Linked DNA regions of Homo sapiens: region 2 is linked to region 1. The links are chromatin loops, found by intact Hi-C in ENCODE. Cell type or tissue: CD4-positive, alpha-beta T cell. All regions are shown on one strand. Links, peaks and the distances in the headings refer to the core of each region. The heading gives the core; the rest is flanking DNA. Region 1 overlaps RASSF3 (Ras association domain family member 3). Region 2 has its middle 60 kb from the start of RASSF3-DT.

Region 1 (16,246 bases), core at 6,540-14,539:
CCAGACTTCCCTTTTCCTTCCACCAAGCACCTGCTAATCCCAGTATCCACCCCCAAACTCCTTTATTTTTTTGTAGAGATGGGGCTCTATGTTTTGGGGGTTTTGCAGGGGCAGTTTGAGACATGGGCTTGCTATGTTGCCTAGACTGGAGTACAGTGTTGTGATCATGGCTCACCGCAGCCTCAACCACCCAGCCTCAAGCAATCCTCCTGCCTTAGCCTCCCGAGTAGCTGGGACACAGGCACATGGCACCACACCCAGCTAATTCTTTGTAGAAATGGAATGGGATCTCACTATGTTTCCCATGCTGTTCTTGAACTCCTGGCCTCAAGTGATCCTCCCACCTCAGTCTCCCAAAGTGCTGGGATTACAGGCATGAGCCATGGTGCCTGGCCTAAATCTTTTTTTTTCTTTTTTTTGGAGACAGGGTTTCAGTCTGTCACCTAGGCTGGAGTGCAATGGCACCTGTGCTCAAATGATCCTCTTGCCTCAGCCTCCCAAGCAGCTGGGACTACAGGCATGCTACAGGCATGCTCCAGCATGCCTGTCTAATCTTTTCTAATAAAATTACTGCCTGCCTTAAAGACAGCACAGGGAGAAATATTTGAGCTTGACACTCCTATCTCCTTGTGAGTCGACTTATATATAATATAAAGCTTTTCTCAAAAACAACAAAAAACCCAGTGTCGTGGTATCAGCTTCCGGTGCATCGAGCAGTGAGCCCTTTTTACTACAGGGTAGAGCAGAGCTGTCCAGCGGTAGAGGCTCAGATTGTCTCCAAAGTGGGGGAAAATATGTACATTACATACTGAAATAATAGAAATAAGCACTGGTTCCTAGCTATTGTTACTAAAACCAAATGGAAGCTTCTTTGTTGGAATGGTTGCTAAAATGTTCTCAGCACATGTTGGAAAATATTTTAATGGACTCTTGGCTGGAAGGCTCCAGTCATGAGTCCAAAGTCTTCTCTCTAGTGGGTCTCTGTAACTTCCAAAAGCTGGTGCGAGGGAGAGTTGCAGCTTGGGAGAGTGGCCCCTCAGCAGCTGCAGCACGCCAAGATTCTGGCTGGGTTTCCGAGGCACCTGTTGTCCAAATCAAGACCATCAGTCACTTCTCCCTTCCTCCTCCCAACGATGGGAAAGTAGCTCAGATGCACAATTGATTCTGTTCCCACTTAAGTCCCTAAGAAAGGGGCTGCTTCGTGTACATTTTCTCCCAGTCCCTTTTACCCAGCGTCTCCCAGATTAAGTGAGCAGCACACTAATTAGGCCTGAGATCAACATGACAACTCGGGTTCTTTCCAGCAGTCTGGTGCAAGTGACTATTCACTTTGTCATCTATCAGGGCAGGCTTCAGCCTAAAGCTCAATGCCCATCAATGCTCCCACAGAGGATGAAGCCCATGATGCCACGTCTGGTCCTCTGCACAGCAGGGGATAACAACACTCTGGCCTGCAATCATCCTGGCCCCTCTCCTTCTTCCTGTAATGCCAACGAAGGTCCTGTTTAAGAGTTCAGCCAAAGGTGAACACTGGCTGGATGAGGAGCAGCAGGAAGCTGCAGCTCCGGGTCTCTCTGTAGAGGGCTACCTTCCTGTCTCAAAGCTGCCCAACTAGCTGTTTCCAGACATGTCTATGAAATGTTTAGTCCCACAAATGCTGTGCCCTGCAGCTAGGAGAGATGCAAAGTGAACTGAAGATATGGTCCAGTCTCCAAGGAGATTACTATCTAGGGGAGAATTTACATGCATAAAAACATGGACTAGAAACAAAGGTCAAGGCCCCCGACTGCACCGACACACAGCCGTCTGGTTTGGATCATGCAACACCACTCTGTGCCTTATGTTGATATGAAAACCTGGGCATCCCCAGTCTCAGCTGCTCTGAGCATTTGGACTCTATCTTGTCAAGGAAGAAAGAACACTTTGTGACTGTATTTTTAGGGAGCACAAGGCAAGGCACTAAACAATCTGGCCTACCAATCACCCTAAGAATCTTGAATGTTTTGCTTTTAACTCTATTTCCTTCCCTTAGCATGAATTTTTATTTTATCTTATTTTATTTTTTGAGATGGAGTTTCGCTCTTGTTGCCCAGGCTGGAGTCCAATGGCGCAATCTTGGCTCACTGCAACCTCCGCCTTCCAGGTTCAAGCGATTCTCCTGCCTCAGCTTCCCGAGTAGCTGGGATTACAGGTGCTCACCACCACGCCCAGCTAATTTTTGTATTTTTTTTAGTAGAGATGGGGTTTCACTATGTTGGCCAGGCTGGTCTCAAACTCCTGACCTCAGGCGATCCACCCACCTTGGCCTCCCAAAGTGCTGGGATTACAGGTGTGAGCCACCACGCCCGGCCATGAATTTTTAAAAGAAAACAAAACCCTTTCTGCTTGGAAAAATGTCCATCTTGGAAATTGGCACCTAGGATGCCTCTAGAATGAGAGATAAGCATCTATCATTGGCCCAGAATTGAAACAGCCACATTATTGTAGGAACAAATAGTTGGAAAATAATACCATCTCACGCTATACCAGGAATTACAATGCACAAGATACTTGCACATTCCCAATTTGGTCCTCACAGCAGCCCTGTGAGGTAGGCAAACAAGTGATATCCTCTCCATTTTACAAGGGGAAAAAATATGTTTGAGCCAGAGCAATTGCCACTGTAAATTTTTCTGGGGGGAGGGCGGCGGGGACAGAGTCCTACTCTGTCGCCCAGGCTGGAGTGCAGTGATGCGATCTCAGCTCACAGCAACCTCCATCTCCCTGGTTCAAGCAATTCTCCTGCCTCAGTCTCCCAAGTAGCTGAGAGTTGGGCGCCACCATGCCCAGCTAGGTGCATGTTGGCCAGGCTGGTCTAGAACTCCTGACCTCAGGTGATCCTCCCGCCTCAGCCTCCCAAAGTGCTGGGATTACAGGCGGGAGCCACCGCGCCTGGCCTGCCATTGTTAATTTTAACTCCACCCTTGCCAAAGATGAACTCTTAACATGAGGAGAATTATTTAGGCCTAAAGTTCTTTGCTTATAATATTATAGGTTGGTACAAAAGTAATTGAGGTTTTTGCCATGGGGAGGCGGCGAACCGGCAAGAGTAATCCCGATAAAACACACTGTCAAAAAGAAAGACCTCAGACACCAGTCCCCACCATGCAGAACATGTTCATGTAAGTTATTCTTCTAGGTAACCCCTCCTCCTCCTCCTCAAGATCTCAGCTCTAAATCACTTTCTCAAGGACGCCTTCTCTGTCCTCCTGTTATACACTCATAGTACACTGAATTTTATCTCTATGACACTTAACAGTTTACACTACACATGGACTCTGATTTTCATAACAGAGTTCATGATGTTCTCACTCATCATAATCTACCCAGTTCTAGGGGGTGGGTCATGGGACCAGGCAGTGCGGACTTGAAAAATAAAAAATAAAAACAGGCCAGGTGTGGTGGCTCATGCCTGTAATCCCAGTACTTTGGGAGGCCGAGGTGGGCAGATCACCTGAGGTCGGGAGTTCGAGATCAGCCTGACCAACATGGAGAAACCCCCGTCTCTACTAAAAATACAAAATTAGCCAGGCGTGGTGATGTATGCCTGTAATCCCAGCTACTTGGGAGGCTGAGACAGGAGAATCACTTGAAAGCAGGAGGCGGAGGTTGCAGTGAGCCGAGATGGTGCCATTGCACTCCAGCCTGGGCAAAAAGAGCGAAACTCCATCTCAATTAAAAAATAAATAGGCCGGGATGGTGCCTCACACCTGTAATCCCAGCATTTTGGGAGGCCGAGGCGGGCAGATCACAAGGTCAGGAGATCGAGACCATCCTAGCTAACATAGTGAAACCCTGTCTCTACTAAAAAAATACAAAAAAATTAGCTGGGCGTGGTGGCGGGCGCCTGTAGTCCCAGCTACTCAGGAGGCTGAGGCAGGAGAATGGCATAAACCCAGGAGGCAGAGCTTGCAGTGAGCCAAGATTGTGTCACTGCACTCCAGCCTGGGCGACAGAGCAAGACTCCATCTCAAAAAAAAAAAAAAAAAAGAGTACAGATATCACAGGATACAAGGACATTAAATAAGATAGAAAGGAGGGAGGGAAAGAGGGAAAGAAGAGACCACATGTAGACCCGACTGTGTTTCCAATAATGTGGAAGCTTAAATGTTAGGTTAGAATATTATAGATCATATGCATTAAAGCTTCATACTGCAGACACTTGTAAACAGTAAATTCCTGAAAGACCTATGAAGTTGGTTGCAGCAGCAATATCAGCACTTGTCATTTGGCAAGCTTCTTTGAAGCTAGCCAATAGATAATAGAGGTCACTATATACATACATATATATATGTATGTATACATACATATATATATGTATGTATACATACATATATATATGTATGTATACATACATATATATATATATGTAGAGAGAGAGAACAGAATAAGAGTAACAAGAGTAATTTTTTTTTTTTTTTTTTTTTTGAGAGGGAGTCCCACTCTGTCACCCAGGCTGGAGTACAGTGACAAAATCTCGGCTCACTGCAACCTCTGCCTCCTAGGTTCAAGAGATTCTCCTGTCTCAGTCTCCCAAGTAGCTGGCCACAAGTTTCGCTATGGCCGGCACGGTGGCTCATGCATGTAATCCCAGCACTTTGGGAGGCCGAGGCGAGCAGATCACCTGAGGCCAGGAGTTTGAGACCAGGCTGGCCAACATGGCGAAACGCCATCCCTACTAAAAAAAAAAAAAAAATCTGCCAGGTGTGGTGGTGGGCACCTGTAATCTCAGCTAATTGGGAGGGTAAGGCCCAAGAATCACTTGAACCCGGGAGGTGGAGGCTGCAGTGAGCCAAGATCATGCCACTGCACACCAGCCTGGGCAACAGAGCGAGACTCTGTCTCTAAATAAATAAATAAATAAATAAATAAATAAATAAATAAAATTTTGAGAAAATCTAGTTGATCAATGGCCTTTCAACAGAGGTCTAAGATCCAATTAGCCATGGTCCAGGGGAACAGGGTATATAGAATTGTCCTTTCCAGGGCTAAGTGAGGCAGGTCAGAAAGCCTCTTTGCAGGCTAGTCATTACTCTCAATTTGGAAGTAATTTATTTAAAATTTCAAAACAAGGGGTATGAGGGAAATACTCTGTGCACAATGATGTATCCCTTCAGCCCCAGAAACCCTCTGTAGAGCTCTAGGATTTGCAGTCAGCATTTGAAAAAATAGGGGGCACTTATTAAAATGGCAGATTCTCAGGGGCCAGTACCAGAGATTCAGATTAAGTAGCTTCAGAGTCAATGAACAGAAAAATCTGCCTTTAAAAAATCAGCCTGGGCAGTGGCTTACACCTATAATCCTAGTGTCTTGAGAGGTCAAGACAGAAAGATCATGAGGCCAGGATTTCGAGACCAGCCTGGGCAACATAGCCAGACCTCATCTCTACAAAAAAATTAAAAAATTTGCTGGGCATGGTGGCATGCCCCTCTAGTCCCAGCTACTTGGGAGGCTGAGGTGGGATGATTGCTTGAGCCTAGAAACTAGAGGCTTCAGTGAGCTATGATCATGCTACTGTGTAACAGAGCAAGACCTACCTCGAAAAAACAAAATTCAGCACCTTCCACAGTTCCGAAGGCAGTCTGTGAAGAAATAGTGTGGTAACCTCATTTTGTCTTGAAATATCTTCCGAAAGATCCTAAACGTTGCCTTTTCCTAACTACCACCTTCATAACAAATAACTTTCCATGATAAAGGGGACATTATTTCTGGCCTCCCCAACACCACTACACCCTTAAAGCCCACTTCCTTCCCCAGCACACACAAACTCCTATACAAACTGTATCTAGATAAAGGCGATAGAACTGGAAGTTTTCTGATGGCTGGGCACAGTGGCTCACCTCTGTAATCGCAGCACTTTGGGAGGCCGAGGCGGGTGGATCACCTGAAGTTAGCAGTTCAAGACCAGCCTGGCCAACATGGTGAAACCCTGTCTCTACTAAAAATACAAAAATTAGCTGGGCGTGGTGGTGGGTGCCTGTAATCCCAGCTACTTGGGAGGTTGAGTCAGGAGAATCGCTTGAACTTGGGAGGCGCAGGCTGCAGTGAGCCAAGACCGAGCCACTGCACTCCAGCCTGGGCGCAAGAGTGAGACTCTGTCTCAGAAAAAAAAAAAAAAAGAACTGGAAGTTTTCTGAAAGCTGGTCTTTTTGTTCCTCAGTTTCTATGGTTGGCCTTACCTGCTCAGTCAAGCATCTTTTATTAATAAGGCCTCGAAATACTCAATCTGACCTAAACAAAATTGACTATGAATGTTTTCCTTGCAAAGATCACATATGCAAGAAAAATGTTTGAAATGTTCACCATCTTTAAAAGAATCTGAAGACACCATTTATAGTTCTGAGTAAAAGGTTTGAATTTAAGCTGTTGCCTCCCTGCCTGCAACAGCAGTAATTCAAGAATTCTAAGTTTTGGCAAGGCACTAAAGTTTGCTGCTTCAGAATTTTTAGAATTTAAACAAATTTTATTGCACCTGTAAATGGAAAAACCCTGTAGAGCAGAGCCTCCCTAGAAAGCCACTTCAGAGACAGGAACCACAGAGGGCTTAATGAATCCCACGTGTCCACAAAGCGTGGCTCAACAGCCGGCAGTACATATGCCAGCAAACACAAACCAGATAGATGCCCTTAATGACCCAGGCCCATTGTAATCGGAACTCCTCGTTTAGAAAGAGAAAAAAATGAACTCTCCTGATTGAAATAACTCCCTCCCCAAAACAAAGTCAAATCCCAATTTCTTTTGAGGTTTACAAAGAGCCCTGATGTTTTGTTGTTTGTGCGTAAATAATACTTAAAGGTGCTCACATTTCTCAGAAACAAGAAGAAGAGAGGAGCTTTCAGAGTTCACTTGATGCCAAATGCAGCCTCAGCCAGACACGTGAGAACCACAATCATCCTTTGGAAACACTATTTAAGATCAAAGGGGTCTATCCTGTACCCTGCTATTCTCATCTCCTGGAATAGGGAAAGACTTGTCAAAAAACAAAACAAAATGAAACCAAAACCAACAGGCAAAAAAACCCCAAAAGACAAAAAACAAAAACCCAAACCCAGATCCAAGCCTGAAGATGGAATAAATGATTTAGCTTCAGAGTTGTTGGTATATAACCCAGCTAGTCCCCACTCCCTCCTATTCCAGCCTTCACCACACCTGCCCCCCCACCTTTATCCTTATATAAAACTTCTTTCTTGAACATTCAATTAAGCAAGTAGTGATTCACACCACACAAGCATATGCTTTAGACTTTGAATACTTACCTCCTAGTTTCTCTCTGCAGAGGATGAGCCTTGTTTGGGGGAATGGTTCCATGAGTCAAACCTTTGCACAAGTTTTGTGGCTCCTATAGCACTCTGTAGTACTGAAGCTGTTCTTCTGGTGGTTCCAGGAGAATTGTCTTACCAACTACAGTGAGACCACTAAGTTTGGTTACCTGCCGTGTTATTTCCCCCATGCAACAGAACCTCTAAATGAAAATACAGGTCTGGGCTGGGCATGGTGGTTGTAATCCCAGCCCTTTAGGAGGCCAAAGCAGGAGGATCACTTAAGCCCAGGAGTTTGAGACCAGCGTGGGTAATATAGCCTGACTCCATCTTTACAAAAATGAAAAAAAATTAGCTGGATGTGGTGGCAGGCACCTGTTGTCCCAGCTACTTGAGAGGCTGAGATGGGAGGATCTCTTAAGCCCAGGAGGTTAAGGCTGCAGTGAGCCGTAATCACGCCACTACATTCCAGCCTGGATGACAAGGTGAAACCCCATCCGAAAAAATAAAAAGAAAGCACAGGTCAGCATTTCATTCTATGTGACTTAGTATAATCACCTGAATGAAATGATAAATGAACCAAAATGGATGAGAACACACTGATATCAACAAACCCCAATGGCACCAAAACAGTTACGCTTCTGGGCAAACTGTCCATTACGGCAATTTAACAGACTTTTGCTCCTTTACTCAATAGGCAATTTAACTGAGAAACTAGAGAGCACTTACAGGAAAAGATGGTAGAGAAACGGGGCAGTGTCCGGCTCTGCCACTCACTCACACAGTGGCCTTGAGCAAGCTGCTAAACCTCAACATGTCCATTTCCACATTTGTGAAAAAAGGGATATGACGAAATAGTGTGATAACGTCACAGGAGAGTCAATGAGTTGATACATATTAAGCATTTCAGAAGAATGCCTAGCACATGGTAAGCACTTTGTTGGCATTGGCTACTATAGTGTAGACCTTCACCACCACCCTTTTTTTTTTTTTTTTTTTTTTTGAGATAGAGTCTTGCTCTGTTGCCCAGGCTGGAGTACAGTGGCGCAATCATGGCTCACTGCAGTACTCACGGCTCACTGGAGTACAGTGGCGCAATCACGGGGCTTGAACCCCGCCTCCCGGGTTCAAGCAATTCTCCTGCCTCAGCCTCTTGAGTAGCTGAGACAGCAGTCGTGTGCCACCACGCCTGGCTAATTTTTATATTTTTAGCAGAGAAGAGGTTTTGCCATGTTGGCCAACCTGGTCTTGAACTCCTGGCCTCAAGAGATCAGCCCGCCTTGGCCTCCCAGAGTGCTGGGATTACAGGCATGAGCCACTGTGCCTGGCCCCTTTTCTTTTTTTTTTTTTTTGAGACGGAGTTTCACTTTGTCGCCCAGGCTAAGTGCAATGGGGCGATCTCGGCTCACTGCAACCTCCGCCTCCCTGGCTCAAGCAATTCTCCTGCCTCAGCCTCCTGAGTAGCTGGGATTACAGGTGTGCGCCACCACGCCCAGCTAATTTTTGTATTTTTAGTAGAAACGGGGTTTCACCATGTTTGGTCAGGCTGGTCTCAAACTCCTGACCTCATGATCTGCCCACCTCGGCCTCCCAAAATGCTGGGATTACAGGCATGAGCCACCGCGCCCAGCCCCCTTCTTTCAATAAAACAAAATACCTAATTAGCGTTATCTGACAGTGTCTCCGAATTTGTCACCAACTGATAACTGTTGTTTCAATAAATATTCATGTGAGCCAGGCACGGTGGCTCACACCTGTAATCCCAGCACTCTGGGAGGCCAAGGCCGGCAGATTACCTGAGGTCAGGAGTTTGAGACCACCTTGGCCAACAGGGTGAAACCCCGTCTTTACTAAAAATACAAAAATTAGCCAGGTGTGGTGGCACACGCCTGTAATCCCATCTACTCCAGAGGCTGAGGCAGGACAATTGCTTGAACCTAGGAGGTAGAGGTTGCAGTGAGCCCAGATCGTGCCACTGCACTCCAGCCTGGGAGACAGAGTGAAACTCTATCTCAAAAAAAAAGGTTTTTTTTTAGTAATAAAAATTGACTTAAAAAAAAAAGTCCTACCTGTAATCCCAGCACTTTGGGAGGCTGAGGTGTGTTGGTCACTTGAGGTCAGGAGTTTGAGACCAGCCTAGCCAACGTGGAGAAACCCCGTCGCTACTAAAAATACAAAAAAAAAAATTAGTCGGGTATGGTGGCAGGCACCTGTAATCCCAGCTACTAGGGAGGCTGAGGCAGGAGAATCGCTTGAACCTGGGAGGTGGAGGTTACAGTGAGCCAAGATCATGCCACTGCACTCTAGCCTGGGTGGCACATTGAGACTCCATCTCCAAAAAAAATAAAGGATAAAAATATAAAAATTCCCAAACATTCTCCACGCACCTTGGGTAGTAACCCAAGTAGAACCCCCAAACCTGATTCCTCTGAATATTTCAGTAGAAAAGCAAAATTATACAGAGCCATAATTTTCTATCACAGTATTTTTATTTAGGGAGCAGCTATGGTACGTGAAAGGCCTCTACCACCTGGTGCCAGCCTTGCTCCTTTCATCAGCCCCTCCAGGGGGCAGTGTAGTAGTAAAAACACTCCCAACAGCAGGCATGGAAGCTGAAACCATGGCACAAAGCCGAGGTGCAGGTGCGCAGAGGGTGGCACTCCATCGTCCCTGTGGTTCCCCAGACACTATCCATCCCATCTGTGTAAGGCAGTCATGGTGACCAAAAAAATACAAATACTCACTTTATGTTGAAGTGGTATGTTTCAGGGGTAGGAGACCTCAGGGCAAGAACAGGGGTGGAGGGAGAGATTTCTAAAGAACTGACAAGGTTCTATTTTAGTAATGGTCAGGGGGTGTCCATTTTATATAATAATCCTTTAAACTGTTCGCATGCTTTTTTATTTTTATTTTTTCACTCTCGGCCTCCCTCCTCTTTTGCATGCTTTATATACTTTTAAATGTGTATATTTCAAAAATTAAAACAATTGTTTTAAATACATTGGAATATGCTGTGTGAGCTTAGGGTTATTTTTCCTCAGAGGATAAGGCAAAGAGAAAATGATATCTGGGAGAACAAATATGACCCACGCGAACCTAGTAAAGTTGTTGCATTCCAGCATGTGTCCCTGTGTATATGTGCAAAAGCAGCTCAGCGCACTCCTGTGACCTTTTTAAATCTAGCATATTATCATAAATAAACACACATAAACAACTAATAACTTCAATTTTTAATAATGGAAACAATTTTGCCATTCTAGAAACTATTTTAGGGGAGAAAAATCTTCCCTACAAAAATAAACTTAAACCCATCAAAATTATAAATATTATAACTTTTTACTTCTGCCATTTAAAATGCTCTCCTGCAATACCACCCCTTCATTTAACATCCTTCCTGTACCATCACATATTGAAGAGAAAACAGTATTACAGCAAAGCTTAGATAGTTTAACATAATGATTTGTACAATGATTCTTAAAAAATCTTTGGCCTTAGTGGCCTTTTTTCTTCACTTACACATTAAAAATGCTGCTGCAGTAACCAGTGTTTGGGAAAGGACATCAGTCTTCAAGAACCATAAACTGACAGAATTTCAATACAGTAGGTTTCCAAATTGCAATTTGTAGTGCACATGACAGTAAGCGAGGTTTTGGGTAAATATAGATGAGGATGCCTATTCAGACAATCTACTTCAAGTAAAAAAAAAAAAAAAAAAAAAATTCACAGATACCCATCAGCTACTACTTTAGGTTCTAACAGTGTCTTAATCTGAGAAACAAATGCTTCACAAAATATAAGTTTACTGGGATGAATAATTAAAAAACCAGGTGGTAATAACAATATACTCAAATCCAGGCCATAGTCTGAATAATAAAACCAGTACAAAAAATCACGAAGGCATTCCCTGAACAATAAAGGTAAAGTGTTGGATGACAATGTCACTAAAACCTCATCAATGTACAAAAGAGAAGTTACATGCAAAATTAAACAAGATGTGCCATACATATTTTATAGCTAATTCTATTTTTTTCAACTTTCCTTAAATGCTTAGGAAGATATGATTGTCTCAGTAAATTGTGTGGCACAGCATAACAACTTAAGTCTGCCTCCAACAAGATGGGTATTCTCCAAAAAGTCAGAAGAGCCACCAAGAGACGAACAGAAATGCAATAAAAGGCACAGTTCACTTGGGCAAAGAACTGAAGCACCTTGGAATTTCAAAAAGAATCCATTAGGTGTCACCAAAGTGTTAACAATTCCTTGGGAATTTATAAACAAAAAATATCTAGACTAAAAATAGAATATAAGGCCCCTCTGGAACCACTGCACACCTTTCCCTCTGTTCTCAGATTAAACTGCTGCATAAAATGAGGTTATTTAGCCTGTTTTTAAGGAAGGCTTCTATTGCACATGCATCTCTTTGGTTGGTAATAACATGTACTTTTGTTAAAATATTTCCATAATGAAGCCCTGTTGTGTGGTTAGCTGGGTGTGGACTTTCCTCCCTTTCTTGGGGGCCCTCCTACTCACAGTCAAGTTGCCCTTTAGAACTAAAGATCTGGTAGGATTGGGTCTTTATTCAATAGCCCTGTTCTCTATTATGTAAGAACAGATTTCAATGTAGAAAAGAAAGGGAGAGGGAGAGAGAGGGAGGGAAGGAGGGAGGGAGGGAGGGAGGGAGGGAGGGAGGGAGGAAAAGAACAAGGTAGGGTGGGAGACAGCAGGGAAGGAAAGAAAAAAGGGAAGAAAGGAAAAGGAAAGGAGGAATAAAAGGGAAGAGAGTGATTGTCACCAAAGTTTACTTGACAAATATCCTAGCTAACAATCAAGGGAAAAACAGCTGCCCCTACCCAAATTCCGTCTCAACTTTGAAAACCACCTGTGGGGGGAAAGCTATACACTATGTAACTTAACAAGAGTTAGTGAACTGTCACTGTCCTGCCTATGCAGAGCAGCTACACCAATCAGACCTTCCACTCCAAAAGGGCAGAATTAAAGGGTCGGATCCAGCTGCGTGAGGCCCACCTCTGCCCAGGTCAGTAGGCTACACCTGCCTGATTCTCTGATTGGTCAGCTGCAGAGTTCATGGGTCCCTCCTTTTGGTTTAGCTCCTGCCTCTGGCTCTGTTCCCATATTCTACCCACCAGGAAACCAAGCGATCCTAAAATGGGTTTAACACCTCCACACTGAATGCTTTTAACTCGTTTACAAGCAACTACCCCTTTCTCCACTACCCCTAACTGAAAAGCCAAGTCACCTTCCATAGCCCGCAGCACTCGCCACCACCGCACATGCCTTCTTCCAAACTTACACTTTGCTTTCTCTGTCAACCCCCTAACAAAATCCTTCACAATAAATTCCTCAGAGTTCCTAGATTCCTGTGCCTTTCGATTCACATGGATAGATTCCTCTGACATTAAAAAAAGAAAACAAAACCAAACAAAAAACCAGACAGGTAGTTTCAAAATAGGACAAGTATTCAGAAAGATTCCTAGTTAAGCTTTTTAAAAAATCAACTGCATATCTGTAAGCTTAACAGCATCATCACATAATTAAAATAACCAAAAAAAAAAACACCCCCAGAGTTCATGCTTCCAAGCACCCTCGAATGCTCCTGATGAGGCGACAGGTTCACAGCTTGCCAAGAGGTAACACTGCGGTGCTGAACAACAAGCTTGCAGAGTCCCTTACATGGGACGCTAAGGTGCAGGATGCTGTGTGACCAGGTTTGGGGAACAAAATCTACAGATAGAAAGGCGAAGACCCTAGCATAGTGGGGCAAGACAGCAGCCCTCTGAGAAGAGAGGCACTTGCTGCTGTTTTGTACATCGGTCCTGCACCGGGCCTCACGGGCAGGGAGCCCCGCTTTAATCAGGCTTCCACACCTCACGGAGGGCTTCTTCCAGCTTCTGCCTGTAGGCTGTGTAGCGCCTCTTCAGGTTCTGCAGCTGTTCATCTTCTTCCTTGTCCAAGATGCGCAAGAAATTCTGTAGTTCTGGAAGGCTGAAGGCTTCCCACTGTCAGGAAACACAGAAAGAAAAATGCCAGATGTTTAATACTCAGTTAGACTTAGGAATGCTGACCAGGAGCTCCCAGAGGTGCGGCTGCCCTCCCCTCCCAGCCCCATGCCGCAGAAGGTGTGGTCTGCAAGAGCTGGGGTGTTGCCAGCCTAAGGGCTCCCTCCACTCCCACTCCCACCTCAGCTCACACCAATCACCTTCCTACCCTCTCCTCCCACTGTTCAAGACGATCTCCCTAAAAGCCAGAGACCTCCATATCCCTAAGTCTATTGGACACTTTCATTCCTTACCTGATTTGACCCCCAACAGCATTAAAAACAATTCGACAGTCCTTTCATCTTAACCTCGAGTCCTCATTGTAACTGACTTTCTTACCTCGCATAATCAGTCTTATCACCCCCAAACAGTTCTCCATTCAGCCTTTTCTCCCTCGGTACGGCCCCTTGGTGCTAGCTACTATCATCTATTCCTGCATCGCTGGAACAGCTTCCTACCTGGCCTCCTCACTCGGCTCTTATGCTCCCCCATCTGTTCCCCAAACAGAACATCCTTTGTAAAATGCTCATCTGGCCAAGACTCTCCCCTGCTTAGAACCATCCAATGGCTTCCCTTAGTTGCTGATGCTGTCTGAAAGACTCTAAACTCTCCGGCCCCATCTCTCTCTCACCGAGCTTCACTCTCTGCCCAAGTGGCACGCATTCTCCCCTCCTCCACTTTGCCTGGCTATGAACTACTCATCCTCCCCATCTCAGCTTAAATGCCACTTTCTCTAAGCAGCTTTCCACAACTTCCTCTCCTCTCTTCCCACCCAAGGCTAAGTGTATCAAAAGCCTTCACAGAGCCCCTGATCACAACCAAGATTTTTAAATTACAATTATTTGCTTAATATCTATCTCACCTGCACCTTACCTACACCACAGCTGCCGTACTTCTCGCTATTTGGAGTTTATCTCTTGCCTTGAGGCTCTGAGCCTTGTTTCCCTAACAGCTCCTAGTACTTATTTAGCAGGCACAAAATAAGTTTTTAGGCTGGGCATTGTGGCTCATGCCTATAATCCTAGCACTTTGGAATGCTTAGGCAGGAGGATCATTTGAGCCCAGAAGTTCAAGACCAGAAGTTCGAGACCAGCCTGGGCAAAATAGTGACACCAGGTCGCTACAAAAAATTTAAAAATTATCTGGCTGTGGCAGTACATTCCTGTAGTCCCAGTTACTTGGGAGGCTGAGGTAGGAGGATTGCTTGAGCCCGGGAGATTGAGGCTGCAGTGAGCCATGATTGCGCCACTGTACTCCAGCCTGGGTGACAGTGCAAGACCTAGTCTCTTTAAAAAGAAAAAAAAAAAAATTAAAACAGATTTTAAAAAATAGAAGCAGTGAATGTCAAGGAGGGTATCTAGCATCATCTACGAGGTTTTTTCCAAACACATCCTCCTCTCCCAAAGGGGGCCCTGGATCCTGGTGGAGAACTGCTGTCTGATGGTGTAGAGAAAAGATTCAAGATAACCAAATACAAACAAAGAGTGAAAAATAAGTAAATCCACCAAATGGGCTCAGTGGTAGAAGAATTCCTGGAGAACAGTTTAGGCTGGTTATTTAAAAAAAAAAAAAAAAAAAAGAGCAACATGGAGTAGGAGAGCAAAACTTCTACGTTAGAATATTCTGTTAATTTTTAAAATTTTAACAGATTATCTTTCACCTATGTTGAAGTCTCCAAAATAAAGACATCATATAAATATCCCTCCCACCCCCTAACAGCTATGGAAATTTCTTCCTCAGTTCAGTTTTCCTTAAATAACTGAGAAATAAGAACACCATACAGAGGTCCAGTACAGCAGTCTGGAACAATAAAACCCAATGTCAAGTCAATTTCAAAACTAAGTTAAGGCCAGGTGCAGTGGCTCATGCCTGTAATCCCAGCACTTTGGGAGGCTGAGGTGGGAGGATTGCTTGAGCCCAGGAGTTTGAGACCAGCTTGGGCAACGTAGTGAGACCCTATCTCTAATTATAATTAAAATACAATAAAATAACCAAGTTAATAAAATTCTTGCCCAATGTAGTTCTAGTTGCTACTTAAAACACTAAGTACAAGAAAAATAAAACACTGAGTAGACTATGCTAATGTGTCTGGCTTAAGCTGGCAGAGGGAATGGTCACCATCTGCAAAGCCAAGTCAGATTTCTGCACCCTGCCTTCTCCCCAAAATGAGTCTGAATGTCTTGAAAAGCTTCAAAACACCAGAATCAAAAGAAACTTCAAAAACATGTAAAACCACTGTCTTCCTAAAACTCCCTTCACTTACATGTATACATTTCTAATTGTGACTCAAAGCCCACCTTGTAAAGTGTTTAGTCCCACTTAACAGATTTTAAAACTGAGGGCTAAAAGATTAGAAGACTTATCCAAGGTCATGCTACTAATCTAACAAACAGTAGGAAACAGAGCCGTTTCCTAACTTTTAACCTAGAAACCCTATTCTCAATTGCACCATGTAGGACATTTCACACCATTTCCTGTTCCAGACAGAAGACTGGGACAGGAGCTTGGGATTTGCTCAAGTGTCATTTAAAGCTGACACTTGATCTAGAGGGCAGGCTCAAGTGCTTTTTTTCTTCTACTGAACTGGCTAAATACAATCCTCCCTGGAGACAACATGGCAAATGATGCACATGGAAACATAATTTCTTAATCAGTTGACTGGGCAAGGGGGAAAAAAAAGATGCTAGAAAGCTAAATGCCTTCCATGGTAAAGAGATCGAATTTCCTTTTATATCCCTTTAGAAGGGAATTAGCCTGGAGACTTTTGTTAGTAGCAAACACATGGTGAGTGTCAACTTTCAAAGTTCAGCTGGACTGGAGTATTTTGGAGGTGGGAAGGGGTGAAAATGACTCTCTGGATGGAGATCAAGTAAAAAAACTTTATTTTCTCCC
Region 2 (16,246 bases), core at 3,594-11,593, 150 kb after region 1:
TTATGTGGAACCCATGTGACCCAGTTGGGCACTTCCCGGTACTTCCTTGCCCCACTGTAACTGTGTATGGACATACAGAGCAACCCCCAGTCTCAAAACAGCATGATTGCCAGGAACTCAGGCTCTTAGGAGTGACAGTTTGGGTCACATAACAAGGTAAGCACTGAGAACTGCCAAGGTGAGAGCCTAAGGTTAAGGGAATTTAAGATGGGCAGGGAAAGCTGGGCACGGTGGCTCATACCTGTAATCCTAGCACTTTGGGAGGCCGAGGTGGGCGGATCACCTGAGGTCAGGAGGTCGAGATCAGCCTGGCCAACATGGGGAAACCCCGTCTGTACTAAAAATACAAAAATTAGCCAGGCATGGTGGCGCACGCCTGTAATCCCAGCTACTTGGGAGGCTGAGGCAGGAGAATCGCTTGAACCCGGGAAGCAGAGGTTGCAGTGAGCTGAGATGGCACCACTGCACTTCAGCCTGGGCGACGGAGCAAGACTTGTCTCAAAAAAAAAAAAAAAAAAAAAGGGGTAGGGGGCAGGGATGGAAGGAAGAAATGAATACCAATTGTGCCCCTGAGACCAACTGCAGCTATAGGGCTTTCCCCTCGGGAAGAGAAGAGGAGCTGCTCCCCAGTCTGCACGGAAAAGTAGATCTGGGATACAGGGGTGAACTGTGGCAGCTGTGAGTCCCCACTGCTCAGCTCTTCTGCTGTGGCGAGCATAACTGACTGATGGCCCCGGCTGCAGACCCCTGGACCCATTTTCTTGAAGACCACACTTCCTACAGGCTGCCCCCAGCCTGACGGAGCAAGGAGAAGGTACTCATGTAGGCCGATTCCTGCAAAAGGAAGGACTCCTTTAACAGGCAGGGGCAGGCTCTTTTATAGAAGAACTCCCCACTTGGCCAGATGCAGGATTACACCCCTGTAATCCCAGCACTTTGAGAGGCCAAGGTGGGAGGATCTCTTGAGCCCAGGAATTCGAGACCAGCCTGGGCAACATGGCAAGACCCCATCTCTACAAAAAAAATACCAAAAAATTAGCTGGGTGTGGTGTGCATGCCTGCAGTCCCAGGTACTGAAGAGGCTGAGGTGGGACCTGAGCACCAGAGGCTGAGGCTGCAGTGAGCCATGATCACGGCCACTGCACTCCAGCCTGGGTGACAGAGTGAGATCCTTTCCACTCCCCACTCAAGGTCTTTTTAGAACTGTGCTGCACCCTCAGACTCTTCCCACCCAATCTCTCACCTTCCCCTCTCTCTTCACAGGTGTCAGCTCTGTGTTGCTGTGGGAAGGCTTTTCTCTTTCTCTGGCTCCCTCCCCTTTATCCATCACAGACATTCCCACGGTAAATCTCTCTCATGTGCAATCCCATCTTGGCTTCTGCTTCTTTGATGACCCAACCTATGCAGAGGTGTATCCTGAAGCCTCATTAATCTATTTTAAGGGGGAGACTTTTTCTTTTTTCTTTTTTTTAATAGATCTCTTTATGTTGCCCAGGCTGGTCTCAAACTCCTGCTTCAAGTGATCCTCCTACCTTGGCCTCCCAAAGTTCTAGGATTACAGGCATGAGCCGTGACACCTGGCCAAGGTAGAGGCTTTTTTTTTTTTTGAGATAGAGTCTTGCTCTGTTGCCCAGGCTGGAGTGCAGTGGTGCGATCTCAGCTCACTGCAAGCTCCGCCTCCTGGCTTTACACCATTCTCCTGCCTCAGCCTCCCGAGTAGCTGGGACTATAAGCGCCCGCCACCATACCTTGCTAATTTTTTGCATTTTTAGTAGAGACAGGGTTTCACCATGTTAGCCAGGATGGTCTCAATCTCCTGACCTCATGATCCGCCTGCCTCGGCCTCCCAAAGTCCTGGGATTACAGGCGTGAGCCACCGTGCCCGGCCGGTAGAGGCTTTCTATGGTAAAACAAAAATACTGTTCCATCAGAGTTTCTTAAGAGGTATACATTTCTTGTTTAAGACATTAAGATTCTAGCTGGGCACAGTGGTGTATACCCATAGTCATAACTACTCAGAAGGCTGGGGTGAGAGGATCCCTTAAGCCCAGGAGTTCAAGTCCAGCCTGGACAACATAGCAAGACTACATTTCTAGAATCAAATTTTTTTTTTTTTGACAGAGTCTGACTCTGTCACCCACTGGAGTGCAGTGGTGCGATCTTGGCTCACTGTAACCTCCATCTCCCGGGTTCAAGCGATTCCCCCACCTCAGCCTCCCGAGTAGCTGGGATTACAGATGTGCACCACCACACCCAGCTGGTTTTTGTATTTTTAGTAAAGACGGGGTTTCACCATGTTGGCCAGGCTGGTCTTGGACTCCTGACCTCAGGTGATCCGCCCACCTTGGCCTCCCAAAGTGCTGGGATTACAGGCATGAGCCACCATAAGTGGCCTAAAAAATTTTTTTTCAAACAATAAAACTGTAAGATCCAGAATCTTCCAGTTTTCAAAATGCATTATTCATTTATCCAACAAATATTAATTGAGCCTCCACTATGTGCCAGGGACTGAGAATACAATGGTGAAGGCGGCAAAGTCCTGCTGCCAGAGCTTATATTCTAGTGGGAGAAGATAGACAATAAACAAGTAAAAAATACACAAAAGTAATTTCAAACATGTTGTAATTGTCATGGGAGTTGGGTTCACTGTCATCCCATTTCTAGTTCCCCTTGGGAGCAAAATTCCTTGAAAGAATTGTCTGTACTCTCAGTCTCTGATCCTTTTCCCCTTTCTATTTAAAACACATTTTGGGCCAGGCACCGTGGCTCATGCCTGTAATCCCAGCAGTTTAGGAAGCCAAGGTGGGTGGATCACCTGAGTTCAGGAGTTCGAGACCAGCCTGGCCAACATGGCGAAACCCTGTCTCTACTAAAAATACAAAAATTAGCCAGGCGTGGTGGTGCGTGCTTATGATCCCAGCTACTCAGGAAGCTGAGGCAGGAGAATCTCTTGAACCTAGGAGGCAAAGGTTGCAGTGAGCCAAGATCGCGCCACTGCACTCCAGCCTGGGCGACAAGAGTGAAACTCCATCTCAAAAACAAACAAATGAAAAAACCACACACACATTTCAATCTACTGAATTTGCTCTTGTCAGGATTAATCCCTCCATTTGCTAAGCCCAGTGCTCATCTGAATTTTGACAGCATTGACCCTGAACCTTTGCTTTCGTCACATTTTATGAGGGACAGTGACCCAGAGAAGAGAAAGATAGTCATAGGTCTGAAAAGAGAAGAATGTGTTCTGTTGTGTTCTTCAAATCAGAAACTGGGCCAATGGGCTAAAACTACAGGGAGACAAATGCATTCTTAATCCAAAAGTGCATAGTCCTAACCATGCCCCAGACAACTTTTTTTTTTCTTTCTTTTTTTTTTTTTTTTTGAGACAGGATCTCACTCTGTCACCCAGGCTGGAATGCAGTAGCGTAATCACAGCTCACTTCAGCCTTGGCCTCCCAGGCTCAGGGAATCCTCCCACCTCAGCCTCTCGAGTTGCTAAGATTACAAGTACATGCCACCATGCCTGGCTAATTTTTGTATTTCTTGTAGAGACAGGTTTTTGCCATGTTGGCCAGGTTGGTCTTGAACTCCTGGGCTCAAGTGATTCACCCACCTCCACCTCCCAAAGTGCTGGGATTACAGGTGTGAGCCACTGCACTCAGTCCAGACAACTTCTTAAATTAAGAAACTTCCCTTCTGGAGAAATGCTTACGTAGAGGCTGGATGGTCACCTGTTGGATTATAAGCCTGATTGGAAAGGAAGTCAGGTTGCCTGACATCCAAGGTCTCGTCTCCTTCTGAGATTTGGTGATTTCTGTGACCTGGACAGTGCATCAGATGTTTTTTGACCCCAAATGGCATACTTCTCTTTGCAAATGACATATTATCCTGAAGCATCTATCTTCTTGTAATTCTTAATAACTCTTCCAAATTTCTTTGCAGTAGTTTACCAGTACCACAATTGGCAAACTTTCAACTCTCCCTGGCCCAATGTCAGGAATATTTAACCCCCCGGTCCACCCTCACTTGTCAGCAGTTCTGCACTTAGACATATAGCTGTTTGCTTCCTATTTAAACTGAACCTAGTGTAATTATTGAACTGGACTTCTAATAATGATATTAACAAAGTTACCGAAAAGGAAAAGCTAACAACTTGCAGACCTCTAAAGTTGGTACTGAGCATATAAAATATCATGTGATATCAAAAAGAGATTGTGTGGAAAGTGCTGCAGGATGAGGGCAGACAGAAAACGTTTATAGACTCACAGGCCTTTGGTGTGTGGCACCACACCCGGCTAATTTTTGTATTTTTAGTGGAGATGGGGTTTTGCCATGTCGGCCAGGCTGGTCTCGATCTCCTGACCTCGTGATCCACCCGCCTTGGCCTCCCAAAGTACTGGGATTATAGGTGTGAGCCACCGAGCCCGGCCCCAAGTTGCTATTTTTGAAAATAAGGACGGAGGCCGGTGAGCAGAGATTGCGCCATTGCACTCCAGCCTGGGTGACAAGAGCGAAACTCCATCTCAAAAAAAAGAAAGAAAGAAAAAGAAAATAAGGATAGAATCAACCCAAATGCCCACCAATGATAGACTGGATAAAGGAAATGTGGTACATATACACTATGGAATACTATGCAGCCATATAAAGGAACGAGATCATGTCCTTTGCAGGGACATGGATGGAGCTGGAAGTCATTTTTCTCAGCAAACTAACTCGGGAACAGAAAACCAAACACCACATGTTCTCACTTATAAGTGGGAGCTGAACAATGAGAACACATGGACACAGGGAGGGGAACAACACACACTGGGGCCTGTCAGGAGGTGGGGTAGCGGGAGGGAGAGCCTTAGGAAAAATAGTTAGTGGATGTTGGGCTTAATACCTAGGTGATGGGTTGATAGGTGCAGCAAACTGCCATGGCACACATCTGCCTATGTAACAAATCTGCACATCCTGCACATGTACCCCAGAACTAAAAATAAAAATTAAATTTATCCTGCACATGTACCTGCACATCCTGCACATGTACCCCAGAACTAAAAATAAAATTAAAAAAAGAAAATAAGGGCAGTGGAACCCAGGGTTCAAATCTCTTGCCCGAGTTCTCCTGGGTCTCAGGTCTCAGCTTTCCCTCTACCCTTTCCTTTCTCTCTTTCCTCCTTCCCTTTCTAGCCAAGCGCCCTGGCTCCCCAAAGTAAATTTTCCCATGTCCTTTAAAAAACAAAGCACAGAGAAAATGTTGCTTGCTCAGAGTCACATTACAATATTTAAATAAAACTAACTCTAAGGCCCCCCTAAATTTAGGGTCTGGGTGTGACTGCATTGTTTCTGTTCTTGGACCAACAAACCCCAGGGGTTTTCTGATGGCTTTTGGAAAGCTGTTTGCTCTTGTGTAAGGCGGGTGGACGTTGCTGTGCACATCTCGTAATCTATTTGAAGATAATATCTCTCAGTCTCACAGAAAAACTGAAAATATTTTGGAAAACATTTCGTAGTTGTAAAACTAGCTGTGGACCTTTGGCAAGTTGGTTCGCCTCTCTTTAACTGAAGACTGCTGTTAACCACAAACACGCTTACAAACCATGTGTCTATGCCAAGTTCTAGGCTAAATGGACAAATACGATTGTTGTGAGTATTAAAGAAAACAATAATATTAGTTAACATTAATTGAAGTTTCCCACCAAACACCAGGCTAAGTACTTTTCTATGCATTGCCTAATTAAATCTCCACAGCAATGCTAAGTAGTAGACATGATTACATTTACTACATGCATATTATTTTTGAGACAGGGTCTTACTCTGTCTCCCAGATTGGAGTGCAGTGGCATGATCATGGCTCACTGCAGCCTCAACCTCCCAGGTTCAAGTGATCGTCCCACCTCAGCCTCCTAAGTAGCTGGGACTACAGGCGCGCACCACCATGCCCGGCTAATTTTTGGCATTTTTTGTAGAGCCAGGGTTTTGCCATGTTGCCCAGCCTGGTCTCAAACTCCTGGGCTCAAGTGATCCACTCGCCTCAGCCTCCCAAAGTGCTGGGATTACAGGAGTGAGCCTATTAAATACATTTTGCATGTTATAGTGCCCGCCTATTACATACATTTTATGGATGAGATTAAGTGACTTAACTAAGTCCATTCAGCAAATATGCGGCTGTATACCTTGACCGTCCTTGCTCTTAATCTGTGCATAGGTACTTTGTACATGTCTGGTACTGTAAAGTGCTGTAGAAGTAAGTCTAGTGGCCATCTTTGGGGGTTATGGATATTCCTAACATCTTCCTCTGGTCTCTGCCCCTACTTCTGAATTTGAATAAGGGTGAAACCAAGATCAAACAGCCATCTCGGGCAAGCTTGAGGAGGGAAAAGGAGTCATAGAAACAGTAGCCTAAGGAATGTGTGGGTGGAGGTGGGGTGCTGTGGGTTGAAGTATTCCCTTAGCAGTGAGCCGGCAGGATTGGAACATTTTCGGGCTTTATGGACATGAGCATCAGCTCTTTCTCTCTTTTTTTTTTCCTTTCTTTCTTTCTTTTTTTTTTTTTGAGATGGAGTCTCTCTCCCTCTCTCAGGCTGGACTGCAGTGGCTAGATCCTGGCTCACTGCAACCTCCTCCTGGGCTCACGCAATTCTCCCACTTCAGCCTTCCAAGTAGCTGGGGTTACAGGCACCCACCACCACTCCTGGCCTCCTTTTTCTTTTCGTTTTTTGGAGACGGAGTCTTGCTCTGTTGTCCAAGCTGGAGTGCTGTGCCACAATCTTGGCTCACTGCAACCTTGCCTCCCGGGTTCAAGCGAATCTCCTACGTCAGCCTCTGGGATTACAGGTGTGCACCACCACACCTGGCTAATTTTTGTATTTTTAGTAGAGATAGGGTTTCGCCACGTTGGCCAGGCTGGTCTTGAACTCCTGACCTCAGGTGATCCACCCACCTCGGCCTCCCAAAGTGCTAGGATTACAGGCATGGGGCACTGTGCCTGGCTATTTCTCTTTTCTTTTCTTTCTCTTCTCTTCTCCTTTTCTTTCTCCTCTCCTCTCCTCCTCTCCCCTCTTCTCTCTTCTCCCTTTCTTTCCCCTTCTCGTTTCCTTTCCCTTTCTTGTTTTCCCCTTACATGTTAAATATATTGAAGAATAATTTACACAAAATAAAACGCATTCTTCTTTGTTTCCTTAGTTTTAAAGCAAGATTTATCTCCTTTAGATTCCCAGTAGGAAAAGAGAAAAGAGAGGGCAGGAAGGAGAACTTTAATGGAGGTGGGAAGGGGGTGGGGGGCGCTGAGACTATAGATAAAATCTCTGTGTTATTTCTTCTTTTGTAAAATCACTTAATTTCTGTAAAACTTAATCACCTCCCTCATCAATCAAAGTGAGAATAATAATATCTTGATAGACTTGTGGTAAGCATGAAAGAATATCTGACAGACACAAAGAAGCTTAATTCATGTTAACAATGAAATGATATTGATATGATTGTGTCTAAACCTTAGGACTGTGCAAGGAGTGCTCAAAAACACAAGCAATCATTAGATATTTATTGTTTTTCTTTGAATCCGTGGCACACAGACAAACATATAGGAGTCAATGCTAGAGCTCCCTCTGGTGGCTTTGCTGTCACAAACACACCAACTACTGTATCCCTACCTCCGCTTATGGGGCTCAGGAGAGAGAGGCTGTGCTGGCTGCTGGCCGCCATGTCAACACCCCCCACAGGAGGGGAGCTTGGTAGAGGCCTTGCTACAGGTGCTTTCATCAGAAAGTTTTACCATTGACTCCTAATGATTAAGAATAATTAATTCCCCAGGTGTGAAATTGAACTGTGTGAAATTAGCTGGTATTGAATCTTTACTGACAGAAATGGTAACTTTATGTCATTGAATCTAGTAATTGCTGCTATAATTAAAAATCTGAGTGTGTAAAGTAGTAAATCAGTTACAAAGGAAACAAACATACAACAAAGGAAGCAAAGTGCACAATGACTTTAAGAATGACTTTGTGGCCTCTGATTAGCTTTCAACATTTAAAAATTCTTTTTAGAGATAGGGTCTCACTATGTTGTCCAGGCAGTTCTCAAATTTCTGGGCTCAAGTGATCCCCCCAAAGTGTTGGGATTATAGGCCAGAACCACTGCACCCGGTCTTCTGTAGGATCTACAACTGGCAGAAGAACAGTCTGTCTCTCCACATTTAGTCAAACCCCTCAGGGATTTTAATAACTAGGACTGTTTTCCTTATTTCCAGTATCTCTTCTAACACCTTCACCCTTATGTCCCCACCTTACCCCAATTAGAAATTCAAGTGTTGTTGGGCTATCGTACCCCACTTTTCTGGGAGTTCACTCAGACCTTCCCTTTCCTTTCCCACTTGGGAAAGGATCCACTCTCAGGGCCTTGAAGACAATTGATTGTGAAGTCCACATCCTCTGAGAAAGACCAGATCAAGGGCTTACAAAAATTACTAACCTCTGAGTCTTAACTTCACTAATGACAATTTGAAAATTGGAACAGATCAAACCACTGGATCATTCCCTCACCCTGCCCACCAAATCTTAAAGCACTAAGCCCTTTAAAATTGAATTTTAAAATGGATTTAAAATTTAAAGATTTTAGGTGGAATACATTACTCAGGAGACTATGGATGAATTTATAGTGAGCTAAGTTTGTTTGTGAACTGCTGGAAAGGGTATAAACTGGTATGAAGTTCCTATTAAAGAAGTTGGCAGTATGTATTAAGGGCTATTAAAACTCTTGACCGATAAATCCTCCTTCAGAATCTGTATTAAGGAAACAAGAAGAAATGTAGGAAAAGATTTTCATACAAAGATATTGTTGCAGCTTCATGTTCAACAGTAAGAAATGCACCAAAAGAAGTAAAATTGTTGGCCAGGTGCTGTGGCTCATGCCTATAATCCTGGCACTTTGGGAGGCCAAGGCAGGAGGATAGCTTGAGCCCAGGAGTTCGAGACCAGCCTGACCAAGATGGTGAGACCTCTTCTCTACAAAAAAAATAAATAAATAAAAATAAAAAAAACTAGCTGGGCATGATGGTGCCTGCCCATGGTCCCAGCTACTTGGGAGGCTGAGGATCCCTTGAGCCCAGGAGATCAAGACTGCAGTGAGCTGTGATTGCGCCACTGCACTCCAGCCTGGGCGACAGAGTGAGACCCTGTCTCAAAATAAATAAATAAAATACAATAAAAAATTTAAAAAGATATGAAGTAGAATTGTTAAATCAATATGAAAGATTCATAAATATTACACCTTAGAGCTCACTTTTTCAGAGAATATAGAGCGGCAGGAAACATGGTCACATTGTAAGGAAGGGTGAAAACATATCTATGTCTGTATCTATCCAAATACTGATTTCCAGTTTTACGAAGAAATACATATAGACAATGGACACTGAAAAAAGAGAGGAATGAAGGACACTAAAATACTAAGGGCAATTATATCTCTCTGGGTGGTGGGATTATAGGCAATTTTAACGTTTTTCTTAACCTTTTTACATTTTCCACAGTTTCTTTAATAATCATGCATTGTTTTTATAATCACAAAAATATATGCAATACAACAGGAATTTGATCCTGAATCAAGGTTGTGGGGGGGAAGAATTTGATTTGAAAAATCGATCAAAGTTGAGTTTCATCTTCTTCATGGTATTGAATTTAGAAACTGAATACCAGCTTTCATCAAACTCTAAAGCTGACAAATAACTAAATATGTTTTAAAATATTTTATAGTTGAAAAGTTCCTTCCTTCCTTCCTTCCGTCCTTCCTTCCCTTCTTTTTTCTTTCTCTTTTTTTTGAGACGGAGTCTCACTCTGTTGCCAGGCTGGAATGCAGTGACATGATCTCCGCTCACTGCAACCTCCGCCTCCTGCGTTCAAGCGATTCTCCTGCCTCAGCCTCCTGAGTATCTGGGACTACAGGTGTGTCCCACCACGCCCAGTTAATTTTTGTATTTTTAGTAGAGATGGGGGTTTCATTATGTTGGCCAGGATGGTCTCAATCTCTTGACCTTGTGATCCGCCTGCCTCAGCCTCCCAAAGTGCTGGGATTACAGGCGTGAGTCACCGTGCCTGGCTTTTTTTTTTTTTTTTAGATCAAGTCTCTCTCTGTCACACAGACTGGAGTACACTGGTGTGATCTCGGCTCACTGCAACTTCCACCTCCTGGGTTCAAGCAATTCTCGTGCCTCAGTCTCCTGAGTAGCAGGGATTACAGGTGTGTGCCACCACACTTGGCTCATTTTTTAATATTTAGTAGAGACGGGGTTCACCATGTTGGCCAGGCTGATCTTGAATTCCCAGGCTCAAGCAATCCACATGCCTCGGCTTCCCAAATGTTGGGATTACAGGTGTGAGCCACCATGCCTGGCCCCAACAATCTTTCAATGTCCTCTCCATATCAAAAAGTGGGAGCAAAATAAGAATGAGGGAATGGTTTTTGTGGTTCTTGGCCAAATTCTATAGCTTCTAGGAGTTTCTGCTTAAATAGTTCTTTTCAAGGACCAAATTGAAACCTTTCTGAAGTTTATCGCTCTATCAGTGCTTGAAGCCAACAACACTGGGGATTATAATTGGGTTGAGAGATCTCCTACATAATCAGCTGACACACATATCCAAAAGGCTAAAATCCTGGGTCTTGAGATATTGACAAGATTTAGAATTCTGTTAATGACTTGAGAACCATTGCATTTATCATTCATCACCTTTAAAGCCAATAAGAAAAAAAGTTAAGTGCAGTATCAAATCAATTCACAAGAGTAGACTGATTTGATAGACTATTAAAACAATGTATTGGCCAGGTGCAGTGGCTCACGCCTTTTATCCCAGCACTTTGGGGGGCCTAGGCGGGTGTATCACGAGGTCAGGAGATCGAGACCATCCTGGCTAACATGGTGAAACCCCGTCTCTACTAAAAATACAAAAAACTAGCTGGGCGTGGTGGCAGGCGCCTGTAGTCCCAGTTACTTGGGAGACTGAGGCAGGAGAATGGCATGAACCCGGGAGGCGGAGCTTGCAGTGAGCCAAGATCGCGCCACTGCACTTCAGCCTGGGCAACAGAGCGAGACTCCGTCTCAAAATAAATAAATAAATAAATAAAACAATGTATTACAGCACCACACTTCGGGTATGCAAAAGTATTTGGGAAATAATCTAATACTTATGATGCCTTATGAAGTACGTATCATTATCACCTGCGTGTATATACAGAAAATTATGTGCTGGAGTGGCATTTTTGGCATTCTTTTTTTTTTTTTTTTTTTTTTTTTGAGACGGAGTCTTGCTCTGTCGCGGAGGCTGGAGCGCATTGGCGTAATCTCAGCTCACTGCAAGCTTCGCCTCCCTGGTTCACGCCATTCTCCTGCCTCAGCCTCCAGAGTAGCTGGGACTACAAGCGCCTGCTGCCACGTCCCGCTAATTTCTTTGTATTTTTAGTAGAGACGGGGTTTCACTGTGTTAGCCAGGATGGTCTCTCTCTTTTTTCTTCGAGGCAGGGTCTCACTCTGTCACCCAGGCAGGAATGTAGTGGTGTGATCATGGCTCACTGCAGCCTCAACCTGCAGGGCTCAAGCGATCTTCCTGCCTCATTTTAAATTTTTTTGTAGAGATGAGGTCTCACTACATTGCGAGGCTGGTCTCGAACTCCTGGGCTCCAGTGATCTTCCTGGCTTGGCCTCCCGAAGTGCTGGGATTACAGGCATGAGCCATTGCGGCCCGCCAAGAGGAGCTTTCTTAAATGAGGGGATTCTCACCCTAATCTAGAATAATTTTATGCTCAACCCATTGGGAAGCCGCCTTTCACGTGATCTTTATAAACCCGTCTATCAAATCAAATCTGGCACTCTCTAAGACATCAATTTCTGAATCTTAAATTCTGTAATTTTATAAGAATTGAACTAAAATAAATTAAATATCAAAATACTTCATCATTTTCTAAAATTTTTAGAGCCACATCAGAGAGCTCAGTATTACTTTTTCAAAATCAATATAAGAAAACAATGCGAGTTACTCAAGTATCAGTAGTTCAGGTACCTTTTGAGAAACTTTGCAAAGCATTTGTTTAAACCTTACACTTGAACTCCACATTTTTTTCCAAGCCAAACAAGCATATATTCATTCTCCCTAGAGCTGCTCATAATACCTCTATTATCCTCGCTGCTGTCTCCCAAGTCATCCTATTAAATTACAAGCTGCATCCCCAATCCAAGCTTTTTTTCCTGACATGAAGGCATTTTCTTAATTTAAAGGCTAGTACAACTTTGCACAAACTCCAATCGGCTCCAGTTGTAAACTTCACATCAGATACTACATAAAACGAAGCCATCAATCTGCCAGAAAAGCTATTGTTCATGCCCTTTACAGATTCCCCATTAGCTTTCTGTGTCCCTGCCAAGTGTAATTGAGTTGAATGGGAATTTAGCATATGTAAACCACACACGCTGAACACACTCTTCTAAACAGCTATTACTGTTCTGATCAAGAGTTAACTTTGTTAGGGAAAAACAAGTGGCAAACTCATGTATTTGGTCTTTTGTACTCAGCATTGGTCAGAGGGCAGTGAAGAATCAGCCTCTTGGCCTAAACTGAAAATTAGTTTCATTACCATATGCAGGAAGGATAAATATTGCTGCCTAGTTTCAGTAATTCTATCCAGACATGCCTGTGAGCTCCCAGAAACTGACAAGACACTCAGATAATTTAATGCAAGTGCCCCCAAACCGTTGAAAAAATAGCCTTTTTTTTTTTTGAGACAGGGTCTCACTCTGTTGCCCAGGCTTAAGGGCAGTGGTGCGGGTCCCAGCTCACTGCAGCCTTAACCTTGCCAGCTCAAGTGATCCTCCCACCTCAGCCTCCCAGGTAGTTGGGACCACAGGCGTGCACCACTGTGTCTGGAATTGGTGGGTTCTTGGTCTCAGGGACTTCAAGAATGAACCCGCGGACCCTCCCGGTGAGTATTACAGTTCTTGAAAGCAGCATGTCTGGAGTTTGTTCCTTCTGATGTGTTAGAAGTTTGTTCCTTCTGGTTGGTTCGTGGTCTCGCTAGCACAGTACTGAAGCTGCAGACCTTCGAAGTGAGTGTGAGAGCTCTTAAGGCAGTGCGTCTGGAGTTGTTCATTCCTCCCGGTGGGTTCGTGGTCTCGATGGCTTCACGAGTGAAGCTGCAGACCTTCGCGATGAGCGTTTCACGGTGGGCGTTACAGCTCATAAACGCAGTGTGACCCAAAGAGTGAGCAGTACCAGGATTTATTGCAAACACCTAAAGAACTGTGCGGAACGGGACCCCCACCGAGGTGCCAAGGCGTGCTCTGGCAGCCTGCTTTATTCTCTTATCTGGCCCCACCCACATCCTGCTGATTGGTCCATTTTACAGAGAGCCAATTGGTCTGTTTTACAGAGAGCTGATTGGTCCGTTTTGAGAGGCTGCTGATTGGTGCGTTTACAATCCCTGAGATAGACACAAAAGTTCTCCATGTCCCCACTAGATTAGCTAGGTACAGAGTGCTGATTGGTGTATTTACAAAGCCTGAGCTAGACCCAGAGTGCTGATTGGTGCATTTACAAACCTTGAGCTAGATACTGAGAGCCAATTAGTGTATTCACAATCCCTTAGCTAGACATAAAGGTTCTCCAAGTCCTCACTAGACTCAGGAGCCCAGCAGGCTTCACCCAGTGGATCGCGCACTAGGGGCGCAGGCGGAGCCACCTGCCAGTCCCGCGCCGTGCGCCCGCACTCCTCAGCCCTTGGGCAGTGGATGGGACCGGGTGCCATGGAACAGGGGGTGGGGCTTGTCGGGGAGGCTCGGGCCGTGCAGGAGCCCACGGCGGGGGGCGGGGGAGAGCGGGGGGCGGCGGGGGGAGGGTGTGGGGGAGTGGGGGAGTGGGGGGTGGGCAGGCGGGTGGGGAGCGGGGGGCGGGCGGGCACGGGGGGGGCGGGCGGGGAGCCGGGGGGCGGGAAACTCAGGCATGGCTGGCTGCAGGTCCCGAGCCCTGCCCCGTGGGGAGGCAGCTAAGGCCCGGCGAGAAATCGAGCGCAGCGCTGGTGGGCCGGCACTGCTGTGGGACCCAAAGCACCCTCCGCAGCTGCTAGCCCGGGTGCTAAGCCCCTCACTGCCTGGGCGGGCGGCGCCGGCCGGCCACTCCAAGTGCGGGGCCCGCCACTCCAAGTGCGGGGCCCGCCACTCCAAGTGCGGGGCCCGCCACTCCAAGTGCGGGGCCCGCCACTCCAAGTGCGGGGCCCGCCACTCCAAGTGCGGGGCCCGCCACTCCAAGTGCGGGGCCCGCCACTCCAAGTGCGGGGCCCGCCACTCCAAGTGCGGGGCCCGCCACTCCAAGTGCGGGGCCCGCCACTCCAAGTGCGGGGCCCCGCCAAGCCCACGCCCACCCGGAACTCTATCTAGCTGGCGCGCAGCCCCGGTTCCCGCCCGTGCCTCTCCCTCCACACCTCCCTGCAGACTGAGGGAGCCGCCTCCGGCCTCGGCCATCCCAGGAAGGGGCTCCCACAGTGCAGCGGCGGGCTGAAGGGCTCTTCAAGTGGGGCCAGAGTGGGCACCGAGGCCGAGGAGGCGCCAAGAGCGAGCGAGGGCTGCCAGCATGCTGTCACCTCTCACCACCATGCCCTATTAATTTTTGTAGTTTTTGTAGAGATGAGGTTTTGCCATGTTGCTCAGGCTGGTCTTGAATTCCTGGCCTTAAGCAATCCACCCACCTCGGCCTCCCAAAGTGTTGGGATTACAGGCATGAGTCACTGTGCTTGGCCGAAAAAATAGCCTATCTTTTAAGAAGAACCTTGATGTGTCAGGAGAGGGGATGCTATAGTTGAGTCTGCAGAGGAGCAGGCATCACTGCCAGCTGTACCCCTTCCCTTCTGGTCTCTCAGCAAACCAGGAGAATAGAGTGAGAATGGATGTGCTGGCTGAAACCAGGTTGAGGATCTACTAGTTCTACCAGTTGAAGATCTTTGCTTTAACCAGTAAAACCTGACAGATTTCCCCAGCACAGTGTTCATGCTCAGGTTCTTTTGTTTTGTTTTTTTGAGGTGGGATCTTACTCTGTCACTTAGGCTGGATGGAGTACAGTGGCAGAATCTCAGCTTAATGCAACCTCCACCTCTGGGGCTTATGTGATCCTCCTGCCTCAGCCTCTTGAGTGGCTGGGTGAGTAGCTGGAACCACAGGCACATGCCACCACACCCAGCTAATTTATTTTTATTTTTATTTTTATTTTTTGTAGAGATGCGGGTCTCACCATGTTGCCCAGGTTGGTCTCAGACTCACGCTGAGGCTCTTCATCGGATTAAAAAAAAAGTCAACACACATTTACAGTTCATGTCCTATTTTCCGCAGCAGGAAGTATGTCTGTTAACAAGATTGCATCCTGAATGTGGCAAGTAATCAAGCAGATGAAAGCCTCATATCTTATGACAAATCTGTTGGATAAAACTACTGATATACTCTATCTTATTGTTTCTAAAATTATAACCCAAGATTAAGCTTCAGATGCAACAGGCGGCAAGGAGAGAAGCAATGGCAATGAATGAACCTGAGCTCGATCCTCTGAAGATACATACGTAAGCCATGGAGATAAAAAGACCATTCTATGGGGTATGAGTGATGGGAGTGACCGAAACGCACGATGTCCACAAGCACCAATAGTGCCTACCTGACTGTTCTTTTTGATTGAATATCTTACTTCAGAAGTCGGCATGCAGCTTGATACGTTCCCATTTTGTGGATAATCCAGATGTACCAGGTCTCGGCAGTGAGCATGACATATATATTTACCCTCTGAAAGAGAAAGCACGTTAGGTTCCCAGTTAGGTCTGTGTCGTTCTCTGTTCATCCAACAGGCCAAGGGAAATTGAACCCCCTCCCCTGCTCAAAAAGCCAGCATTCAACCTGGAATAATAAAAATGAGTTTGTGTGGGGCCCATCTGTTCACAAGGCAGAGCCATTTAACCTAGACTATCTTGGCCTCCTCTGAAATTCAATCACACTATCACTGAATATCTTTCACAAAGACAGGAGATTAGGCTACGATACATTTTTTTTCTTTTTGCAAGGTTTAAATTAAGACAACATTGGCCGGGCGCTGTGGCTCATGCCTGTAATCCCAGCACTTTGGGAGGGCAAGGCGGGCGGATCTATTGAGCCCAGGAGTTCAATACCAGCCTGGGCAACATGGCGAAACCCCATCTCTGTTAAAAATACAAAAATCAGCCAGATGTGGTGGTGGGTGCCTATAGTCCCAGCTACTTG

What was found. Peaks named below come from ENCODE experiments on the same cell type or tissue, not always from the same donor. Only the 100,000 strongest peaks of a DNase experiment are listed, where the experiment ranks them.
Region 2: it touches region 1 in a loop (14-fold over the local background); 110 of 110 quality-filtered maps call a loop at or near these places.

What each region holds. Positions count from the first base shown.
Region 1 is chr12:64,691,832-64,708,077 of GRCh38, reverse strand. RASSF3 (Ras association domain family member 3) reads right to left here. Exons shown (of 5, transcript NM_178169.4): 5 at 10,514-13,315. The coding sequence ends at 13,166. Among named protein-coding and RNA genes, the nearest start is that of GNS, 59 kb to the left of the region's middle. RefSeq lists a silencer at 13,595-13,889. In CD4-positive, alpha-beta T cell, for the core only: CTCF peaks have their summits at 9,646, 9,855 (motif pointing right) and 11,534; DNase peaks (open chromatin) are centred at 6,587, 8,137, 9,887 and 11,527; H3K27ac peaks cover 3,122 bases.
Region 2 is chr12:64,541,110-64,557,355 of GRCh38, reverse strand. It overlaps a transcript of RASSF3 not described here. Among named protein-coding and RNA genes, the nearest start is that of RASSF3-DT, 60 kb to the left of the region's middle. RefSeq lists an enhancer at 7,704-7,753. In CD4-positive, alpha-beta T cell, for the core only: CTCF peaks have their summits at 7,380 and 7,579 (motif pointing left); a DNase peak (open chromatin) is centred at 7,595.